Regions from separate parts of the Homo sapiens genome. Here region 2 is linked to region 1. A link is an interaction called in ENCODE POLR2A ChIA-PET data of the cell type or tissue named here. Cell type or tissue: MCF 10A. All regions are shown on one strand. Links, peaks and the distances in the headings refer to the core of each region. The heading gives the core; the rest is flanking DNA. Region 1 has its middle 11 kb from the start of LINC01698. Region 2 overlaps PLXNA2 (plexin A2).

What was found. ChIA-PET counts read pairs that join two places held together with the same protein. Peaks named below come from ENCODE experiments on the same cell type or tissue, not always from the same donor. Only the 100,000 strongest peaks of a DNase experiment are listed, where the experiment ranks them.
Region 2: POLR2A ChIA-PET joins it to region 1 with 5 read pairs; 1 of 35 experiments calls an interaction of 5 or more read pairs at or near these places.

What each region holds. Positions count from the first base shown.
Region 1 is chr1:209,380,485-209,385,864 of GRCh38, reverse strand. No RefSeq gene overlaps it. Among named protein-coding and RNA genes, the nearest start is that of LINC01698, 11 kb to the right of the region's middle. RefSeq lists enhancers at 793-1,541, 1,542-2,289. In MCF 10A, for the core only: no CTCF peak of the experiment used is centred there; DNase peaks (open chromatin) are centred at 1,814 and 2,224.
Region 2 is chr1:208,198,720-208,204,099 of GRCh38, reverse strand. All of the region lies in intron 3 of PLXNA2 (plexin A2), which reads left to right. Among named protein-coding and RNA genes, the nearest start is that of PLXNA2, 43 kb to the left of the region's middle. RefSeq lists a silencer at 2,482-2,776. In MCF 10A, for the core only: no CTCF peak of the experiment used is centred there; DNase peaks (open chromatin) are centred at 489 and 2,669.

The DNA of each region.
Region 1 (5,380 bases), core at 242-5,241:
AATTCCCTTATCTGCCTAAGATCTACACCTACCAAAGACGAAAACAATTACTTCTGATCCCTTCTCTGAATTTTCATTAACTGAACTCATATCGCAGGAAGAAAAACTGAAGTCTGTCAACAAACATGGGCAGACTTTTATCACAAACTACTCTCTGCTCTGTGGGCCCAACAGACTTTCTCCCAGGCCATTGTATATTCTTCACAGCCATTGAATTGCCCTGAAAATTATTTACTAATGTCCCTAAAGTCATCCACAATGTCCCATCTCTCTTTCCCTCAAGAAGTAGGTATACAAGCATCTGTAACCCACTGGGATATTGGGAAATCACCCTGTGATTCTCGCATGAATGTGAACAAATATCTATGCCTTTTCTCTTATTAATCTGCCTTTCATGAGTTGATTTTTCAGTGAAACTTCCAGTGGCAAAGGGAAAACTACATAGCTATTTAATTTATTCACCTGGGATAGAAAAGGCAATCCTAGCAGATGATTTAGGTCAGTGGTATCCAATCTTTTTAGTCAGGAGAGCACATTTGAATCTGAAAACATGTATAGTCATGTAGATAAAAATACATTTAGGAATGCATTGGTAGAGCAAATGCTTAATAGCAGACAGAGACTACTACCTTTAAAGGAATTTGAGTTCTATTAATCATAACCTTATCTATATAATATTCCAAATCTGAGTTATTGCTTTCACTCTGTGTTTCTGCAGCTCTCTCTGCCTGTTTTTACCACTGGACAGGAAGCTCCATGAAGGCAGAGTCAGTTTGACTTATTCCCTGTCTATTATATGCTCAGCACCTACCACAGTTTCTGGCACAAAGCAGTACTGTATTTGTAGAATGAATGAATAAAACCATTAGAAGTATTATAATATATGTGTGTGAATCATGCTATTTGGTCAACCTATAAGCACTGATTCATGCAAATATGGTGCTCCTGTGGGATCTCAGGGTCCACAGATTAGAAACCATGCATTTAGATTTATGTCTTTGTGCCCAATATTTTGTTCCATTTTCCTCATAGGGAGCTTACGAGTCAGTAGATCACAAACATTGGTCTCTGGATTTAGAGACAAACAATGACTAAAGCCAGGAGCTTGAACCAGGTGATCTCCCAAGGTTCTTCCCAAAATGAACAGTCCATGAGGACACAGTGCCTACCTTAAAGAAGGCCGAACCTTCCTGACACCCACGGGGACAGGGATGTTGATGACAGGTTCTCTCAAGAGCCAGCTTCTAACATTTGCAGGAGCAATAAGTAAGCTAATATCTGGCAGCCTCTAGGCAGTCTAGTTGCTATTTCAACCCCAAATGGGCCTGCAAAGGTACTTTGCCTGTTTCCTCTGTCAACCTATTTGTGCAGAGTGTTGATAACTGAAGTGACACACAGTAAATACTCTTTGTCTTGTAAGACATTTGCTGGCAGTGGAGATGAGGAGGGAAATGCAGGAGTTGAAAGAAAGAATGCTTAGCTTAGATTAAACTGTGTGCATGTATATGTGCCTCTCAGTGTGTGTGTTCACATTTAAATGCTGACCTCTCTCTTCCCTCTTCACACAACAGCTCCTTCTCTTGATTCTCCCGCGCTCTAATTTCTGCACTCTTCAAACAAAGATAGAATGGCATTCCAGGTGTGAACAAATCAGGGAGGTTTCCTGTTTAAGATTCAGAAATTCATAGCCCTGAGGAAGTGAGTAAAAGAGAGAAAGGGAGAGAGAAAGAGGGATGAAAACCAGAATCTCCGCCACCTGCTATTTAGTGATTAGCTTCCAGATAAGGAAGGCAAAGATGCATTCCAGGAGCTTGGGACTTGCCCAGACAGAACTCAGAGCAAAGGAGGGCTTAGAGAAAGGTGAAGCCAGAAATTACAGGAGGAGGCTGGGCTACTGAAAGTACCATCTATCAATTTTCTCTCCAAGCTCCTTCATTTCATGGAGCTCTTAAAAATGTCGGTTCCTCACTTCACCCTCTTATTGATCCTACCTCACCTGGTTTGGTTTATGTAAAAGATTCTTGTAAAGACTAGCTCTTCCACTAGCCATGTAACCCTGGGCAAACCACTTACCTTCTTAGATACAGTCCTAGTGGCTGCTGTCTCATGTGTTTAAATAGCTTCATCCAAACCCCTATGAAAAGAAGCCAATGACAACAACACACACACAAACAAAAAATACCGTAATTCCGGGCAGAAGCCCTGATGTGAGTTTGCAGGTGAGCAGCCTCTGCTCTAGTTCTTACTTGCATATATGCCAGGCCATTTGACTCACCCACAATGAAAAGCAAGTGCTTATTCATTCACTTATAGAGGAGCAGGCTGCTCAATTGTGGTGTTTTCCCTTCTCAGTAGAAAGGAGCGAAAATAATGTCTGCACAGCCTGTCCTTCTGTTAAATGCGCTACTGGAAAGGAGTCCCTATCCAGACCCCAAGAGAGGGTTCTTGGGTTTCGCGCAAGAAAGAATTTAGGGCAAGTCCGTGGTGCAAAGTGAAAGTAAGTTTATTAAGAAAGTAAAGGGATAAAGAATGGCTACTCTGTAAACAGAGCAGCCCTGAGGGCTATTGGTTGCCCATTTTTATGGTTATTTCTTGATGATATGCTAAACAAGGGGTGGATTATTAATCCCTCCCCTTTTTAGACCATACAGGGTAACTTCTTGACATTGCTATGGCATTTGTAAACTGTCATGGCGCTGGTGGCAGTGCAGCAGTGAGCATGACCAGAGGTCACTCTCACGGCCATCTTGGTTTTGGTGGTTTTTGGCTGGCTCCTTTACTGCAACCTGCAACCTGTTTTATCAGCAAGGTCTTGATGGCCTGTACCTTGTGCCAACCTCCTATCTCATCCTGTGACTTAGAATGCCTTAACCTGTCTGGGAATGCAGCCCAGCAAGTTTCAGCCTTATTTTACCCAGCTCCTATTCAAGATGGAGTTGCTCTGGTTTTCACACCTCTGACACTTCTGCATGTGGCACCTGTGGCTGCAAACATGACCCCAGATTCTGAGCAGAGGGGCAGGAGGCTGTGTACTTTTCAGGGTTGTATGGCCTCTTCCCTCATTAGCCTTTCTTGCTCTCTTTGTTCTTATGACTGAGAATGTCTTGTCCTTGACAACCACGATGTGTTCAATTTTTTTCAACACAATGAGGTCAGCACATTGCCTTCTAGCCTCTAGAGCAGGTAAAAGCCATCAAGCCTTGACAGATACAAGATCAAATTACTAATTCACTCTGATTATCATTTTGCATTGTCTCCTATAAAAAAATCAATGTGGAGCCATGAACAATTATGCTAGGGTAGAAAATAAATACACTGCTGATTAAAAACTGGAAGTCACTAGCTTTGAAATTTCTCCAAAAATAGAGCCCCAGATGTCATGTAAACTGCAATCAAAATGGGCTGTAAAACTCAAACTGTAGACATTGCCTTGTAAAGCGTTCACAGATGTAGCAGCAGAAGAAATTCTCGTAGCTTAGAAAAGCAAAACTTCTGCTTTTTTTTTCTTTCTGTCTGTCTCTTTGTTTTTGAGGGGGATGGTAGACAGGATGAACACCAAACTGTTCATTTCAATATGTAATTTGCCTCAAAGAATTCTGACTTAATATATTTTCTCACCAACCTAAATCCAATTCAAAAAAACATTTATTGAAACCCGAACAATCTACTTTTGGTTGACAAGTGCTAATAGGTGCAATGTTACCCCTGTCAACTTATAAGATCACCTACTGAGCTTGGAGTCAAACAGGAAAAAGGAAATTAAACTGGAGTTTGAATTTGTATCTTCTAAATTCTCAGTCATAGCTGAATGTGTATAGTGCTCAATGAGAAACAAATTGTATTGCTGGCTTTTCTTTATTTAAAAAAGAAAAACAACTGAAATTAAAGCTGGAACATGTTCACATCTTAATCTTGGATCTACCTCTAATGCAGATGAGATATATCTGTATGAAAAAACAAATGAGGCTGGGCTCGGTGGCTCAGGCCTGTAATCCCAGCACTTTGGGAGACTGAGGCAGGTGGATTACTTGAGGTCAGGAGTCTGAGATCAGTCTGACCAACATGGAGAAACTCCGCCTCTACTAAAAATACAAAATTAGCTAGGTATGGTTGCGCACTCCTGTAATCTCAGCTACTCAGGAAGCTGAGGCAGGAGAATCGCTTGAACCTGGGAGGCAGAGGTTGCAGTGAGCTGAGATTGTGCCATTGCACTCCAGCCTGGGCAACAAGAGAGAAACTCCGTCTCAAAAAAAAAAAAAAAAAAAAAGAAAAAGAAAAAACAAATGACATCAGAGAATCTTTTTCAACACCTCTTTGCTAGTTCTTGGATTAACCATGTATTTCCAGTGAAAAATAACAAATAAAATTGGTTTTTGACCCTGTTTTATTTTTCTCCAGAGACCAGCCCTCTGCTCTCTTGAGTTCCATAGATAGGTGGATTTCCCTGAGAAACTTAACAACACCATGTCATTTTTAGTTTAAGAGCTTTTGTTGGGAGTATCTAATAGGTAGTAGGCAATAGCAGAGTGTGAGTGAGTGTATATGGGTGTGTACACTCCCTTATGTGTACGTGTGTATTATCAAAGATGATGTACCACTACTGGATCAAAATTCCATACCACCTTTTGGATAAATCAGACAATGTAGTCAAATAGTTAGTCCAACATTATCTCCTTTTCACTCTTGCTTTGTAGTTAACTAGGAAAATGTGGCCATTAATTGTTAACATTCTAGGCCTCATTGGCCAACAGAATTCATATCAAAGATCGTCTCCTTCCTTCCTCTCTGTGCAGACAACTTCTGCTATACCTGTAAGGCACAACCAGAGTTCAATTGCTTTTCAATTCACTCATTCATTCTCATATACAGTAAGAAATAATGAAGTAGCAACCCTGTACCAGGCAGTACTCTAGGAGCCAGAGATACTACAGAGAATAAGACAGAGAGGCTCCTAACCTCATGTGGCTTACATTCTGGTGGGAGAAGACAACCAATAAACAAAATAATCAGAAATAGGTCTTACATCTTAGGTCTCAATAATTTTCATGGAGACTGAAAAAGCAAAGAGACATGATAATCAATGGATTTGCATATGTGGGGAGCTCTTTGGGTGGGGATATTAGAGAAGCACTCTCAGAGAAGGTGATGTGTGAAGACAGCCAGGCAGTAAGGGTGGGGTGACATGCACACTGTTGCACCCAGAAAAAATAGTAAAGAGCTAGCAGCTCTCAAGGACAAGTTTTGCATACTCAAGTGAGCTGGTCCCACACTACATTGCTAAAGAGGAGATTTTCTTTTCTTGACTCATTTGTAAACCAAGTAGGAAGTTGCACTCTGAAAGGGATGAATGTGAGGATCTGGGGCACTTTATTAAGGAAAA
Region 2 (5,380 bases), core at 140-5,139, 1.2 Mb after region 1:
TTCTGCCTTTCCCTAAGGGACATACCAACCCAAGGTCTCCAGTCCCCAGCCCACAGGAAGCCCTGACGTCCCAATTCTATTCTTCTCTTTGTAATCGCACAAACGATTTACTAAGCAAAGCCAGGAAAACTGTGAGCTTCTTGCAGTAGCAGCTTAGGCATTGGAAAGAATCCATCAGGAGCACCAAAGTATTAACTCTCCTCAGCCCTGGGGTTATTACTCAGTTATTTGATAACACTGACTGTTTACAAGATACGTTTCCGTGGTTCTTTTCATCTTCCTCAAATACTTCAACTGAGGGTGCTGATCGCCCCTGCATCTTTACCCCATTTTACAGATGTAGGAAACTGAGCTGTAGCTATACTAAATGTCTTGCCCAAGGTTATATGCTCACCCCCACCCTCCAATGCCAATATTGACATTGGCATTTAGACTTTCTCCCCAAACACACTAACCTGTTACTTGGCTCCTCTCGTGGGGTGGAGTTGCCTTGGCGGATGGAAGGCCAAGTTGGATGAAAAGCTGAGAAACATGCCTTTCTCTCTGTGCCAGCCCCACCAAACAATAGCCACTCATTCCTCTGAGTGGAAATGATTCACTTGTCTCTCAGTATGAACCCTTGATTGAGTAAACAGCCGGAGCTGCAGGTCCACATCTAAGAGACTTAGTGGCTCTCCTGGGACCTGAGACCGCCCATCTGATACCCTAACTCGCCCAGGCGTCTCAGCAATGCTGGACACTGGGGTGGTGGGGAGTAGAGACCCTCTCCCCTTCCCCAGAGCCTGCATGGAAGGGGTGGGGTGGTGGTTCAGGGAGCTCACCACCACATCCCTAGTAATGAGTTTGGCTCCCTGCCCGGGCTCCCGCCGCCAAGCTCGCTGTTTGTTTTGTTGTTCTATAGGCCTCTTGGGTCCCCAGAACTGGTCTTCTGAAAGCTGGGAAAGGCTGCATTTGGTTGGCACAAGAAAGGGGCATATTTACAGAATGTCCCACTCCCACCCGTCTTGACACACACACTCTGGCCAGCACATCTCCTTGCTTGACCATGGCAGGTGTAGACAGGAGATGTCGGCTCTGTCCAGATCCCCAGCAGACCCCAGGGAAGGAGGTCCTGATCTCCCAGAGTCATTCTGAAAGGGGAGAAACTAAAGACTCATTTATTTTTTGTACTTTTTGTGTAGTTTCTAATATACTTCAATCTTGGACAATTCTTGTATGAGGCCTCAGGCTGTGTATTCAGCTGGCTGTTTTGCAGTCTTAAGGTTGAGCTCCTGCAGCTCGGGGCTTTATTGCCAAGCAGGTGAAACACAGAGAACTGTGTTTTATGGATGGGTGGGATGGGCGTAATGATTCAAGCTCACAGAATACAGGTGACCTAAATAGGCTATGCAAAATTTTCAAGAGGCCAAGGTGCTGGTGTTTACAGAGGTCTTATCTTTAGGAAAATACAGACCCTTTTACACCATTAAGCCTTGCCTGTCTGTGGATTTTGTACATGGACCTGGATCTCTGAGTCGGAAGGGACTTACAAAGACCACCTGGTCCACTCTCCTGCCTTCGGGTAGGGACCAATTTGCATAACAAAGAGTATAGGGGCTTTGGAGAGATCCAGTCCTGACTCCATCCTACTAGCTGTGTGACCTCTGAGCTTTAATTTCCTCAATGTAAAATGAGGACAGTTCTGGTACCGGCATCATAAGATTACAGTAAGGATTAAATGACATAATTCATTATTGAACTGATATTTATTGAATATGTACTGTGTGCCAGGAGCTTGGTATAAAGCAGTAGAAAATAAAACTGTCAAAAATGGCTGCCCTGGCCAGGTATGGTGGCTCACACCTGTAATCCCAGCACTTTAGGAGGCCGAGGCGGGCTGATCACCTGAGGTCAGGAGTTCGAGACCAGCCTGGCCAACATGATGAAACCCCATCTCTACTAAAAATACAAAAATTAGCCGGGCATGGCGGCATTGTGCCTGTAATCCCAGCTACTCAGGAGGCCAAGGTGGGGGAATTGCTTGAACCTAGGAGGCAGAGGTTGCAGTGAGCTGAGATTGCACCACTGCATTCCAAGCTGGGGGACACAGAGAGACTCCATCTCAAAAAGAAAAAAAAAAAAAAAAATTCTTGCCCTGATGGAAATTATCTGAATGTGGGAAGTCAGACAAACAAAGTAAGTAATCACAATATATATTATGTTTAGTGGGTGATAAGTGCTAAGGAAAAAATAGATCATAAAGAAATAATTCATGGAAGGGATGGAGTGCAGAGCTTGGGCACATGGGCATATGTGCATTTAAATATTACTACAATTGTGACTTAACTTGTGAACTTCGATTTTTTTTTTCCTGTGGAGTGGGGTAGTAATAAGCACTTTGCATATTTGTTGTAAGGATTAAATAAAATCATGTGTAAAAAGTGCTTAATATGGTGCTTGGCATGCAAGTGCTTTCTATTATTACTGATATCTTTGAGGCTTCCCCAAAACCCCACTTCTTCCCTGGCTCCCTGGGGTAGTGATGCTGTCAGATCAGGCTCCTTTTCAGTGACATGTTTGCAAGGTCAGACGGAGGAAGAGAATCCTGTCCCCTACTCCCAGCCCTGAGTCATGGGAAAAAAATACTTAGAAGACGGGACCAGCTGAGCCGAACTAATCTAATCCTGCTGGACTTTGGCATCCAGTTGCATTAGTCACCAGTGAGAGGTTTCCCAGTCTCATATCACCAAACAATATGTACTGACCCCCTCCCCAGGGTGGGGCTGAAGGAAGTGTCAGTTGCCCTGTTGTAGCTTCGCAGAATTAACTAAAACAGGCCCATTCTCCCCCTTTGCATGTCTCCACACCAACCACAGTATCCTGTGCTGCACAACTCTGCCTTCGATGAATTATGTGATCTGAGGGGACCTCAGTTTATTCATCTGGACCACCCATGCCTGCCTGGCAAGATTGCTATGCGTATCAGACATGGAGGATATATAATGTCTAACACAGATCTTGACATAGGAGATGCTTAATAAATGGCAGTCATTGCTGCCTACCACCTCTGTTGCTGCTAGAGTGACTCCTCCTACTAGTATTACTACTACCACTCCTGTACTATTACCATGTTTTTCTGCCACAGTCCCAAATTCTCTTTGATTCTATTAGTTCATTAGTCCCATATAATTTTCAGATGATCAAGAAGGATTGGAGGCCAGGCGCGGTTGTTCACGCCTGTAATCCCAGCACTTTGGGAGGCCGAGGCAGGCAGATTGCCTGAGGTCAAGAGTTCAAGACCAGCCTGGCCAACATGGCGAAACTCCGTCTCTACTAAAAATACAAAAAAAAAAAATTAGCTGGGCCTGGTGGCGGATGCCTGCAATCCCAGCTACTAAGGAGGCTGAGGCAGGAGGCAGGAGAATCGCTTGAAGCCGGGAGGCGGAGGTTGCAGGGAGCCAAGATTGTACCACTGCACACCAGCCTAGGCGACAGAGCAAGACTCTGTCTCCAAAAAAAGAAAAAAAAAAAAAAAAAAAAAAAGAAGGATTGGGATATTTCACTGCTCTGTTGCAGATGGTGATTCTGAAATTCAGAGATTATGGACTTACTTGGGGTCAAGTTGTAAATCAAGGGAAGATGTGGAAATTGGAACCAGAACGACAAATACTTCAGGGTGGAGATGGGCCCAGCATATACCTAAGTCACTTGTGTAGCCCAAGATGATCAAGCTAAGAGCTTATGGCTACTTTAATGTCTCTTTCCTTCTTGCTAGCATGTGCCTCTCTGTCCAGGGAGGCAGGAAATACATGGAGATGAATGTGGTGAAAATGAATCTGGAGCTCTGGCCTTCTGAGTCTCTTCCTGTGGTTCTATTCTTCTCCTGGCCTCAGCCTCCAGAAAGGTTTCTAGGCTCCAAGGTGGGAAAGAAGTTCAGGAGCTGGTGCCGTTGGGTTGTCCCAATCAGCCATCCCCATCCTACCCTGTGTTATGGTTTCTATGGCAAAGGCTGAGTGTCCCCCAGCTAATCTGGAAGGAGAAATGGCATCAACAGGCTTTAATAACAAATCTGGAATTCCCACGCTTGACAATTGAGGGGAAGAGGCTGGGGAATTGGGGTTAAGGCCCCCAGGGGATAAGATTGACGCTATCAAGCAAGATCAAGAGTGTTCCCTTAAATGTGTATCATAGATTTAGTAGCTGGAGGGGACCTCAGAAAACTGATCTGGTCTACTGACTTTGGACAAGTAAGATGCGTATTGTTCTATTTTATGAATGAGTTAGCTGAGGCCTAGAAAGGTGGAGTGATCTGCTGAAACTCACCCAGGTTCTTACCCACGGAGGCAAGACTGGAACCCAGGTTTTTGAATTCCAATTTTGGGGCCCTTCCCTATATCATTTTAAAGGACTTTTTTTTTTCTTTTTTTTTTTGAGACAGAGTCTCACTTTGTCACCAGGCTGGAGTGCAGTGGCGTGATCTCAGCTCACTGCAACCTCCAACTCCCTAGTTCAAGCGATTCTCCTGCCTCAGCTTCCCAAGTAGCTGGGATTACAGGCTCATGCCACCACGCCCAGTTAATTTTTGTATTTTTAGTAGAGACGGGGTTTCAACATGTTGGCCAGGATGGTCTCGATCTCCTGACCTTGTGATCCACCCACCTTGGCCCCCCAAAGTGCTGGGATTACAGGCGTGAGCCACTGCGCCCGGCCTAAAGAACATTCTTTCTGCACAAAACATCAGACTGACCTCGGCCTCTCTAGCATGCAGGCATTTCCTATGCCGAACTTAAAATTGATCTAGGGATTTTTTTCCCTGGAGCAAGAATCCAGCTGAGCTTCTTGTACCAGGCCTGACCATACAACCTTGATCTAGGGTGACCAGGATCCCTGAGCCCTCAGTCCACACATCTCAGGGATCTTACCAGAACCTGCCCAGCAGGGAGGCCTACTTCACTTCTGGCCTCAGGGCTAAGAAGTTCTGACAAATCAGAAGAACACTGAATTGGGACCCTCAAGTCTTACACGTTAGTCTTCTCTCTAGGAATGCCACATTTTTGAATGGGGATAGGCCTAAAAGATCCACTATAAATTCAGCACTTACTATATGCTAAGCCCTGGGCTAAGTGTTTTGTTTTGTTTCAGTTAAGCCTCATCAACCCTTGCAAATTGTAAAAATCATTAGTCTTGTTTCCATTTTACATATAACAAGCTGAGGCTCAACAAAACTAAGTAACTTGGCAGAGTCTCAATGCTACTAATTGGAGAGCTGGGATTTGAATCCAGAGCTCTCTGACTCCAGACCTGTGCTTTTAACCACTAGCTTTTTAGCATTCAATTGAACTTCTCTACGCTTCCATATGTCCACGTGTAGACTACCACTTGCCTGATGGAGAGCTGCAAG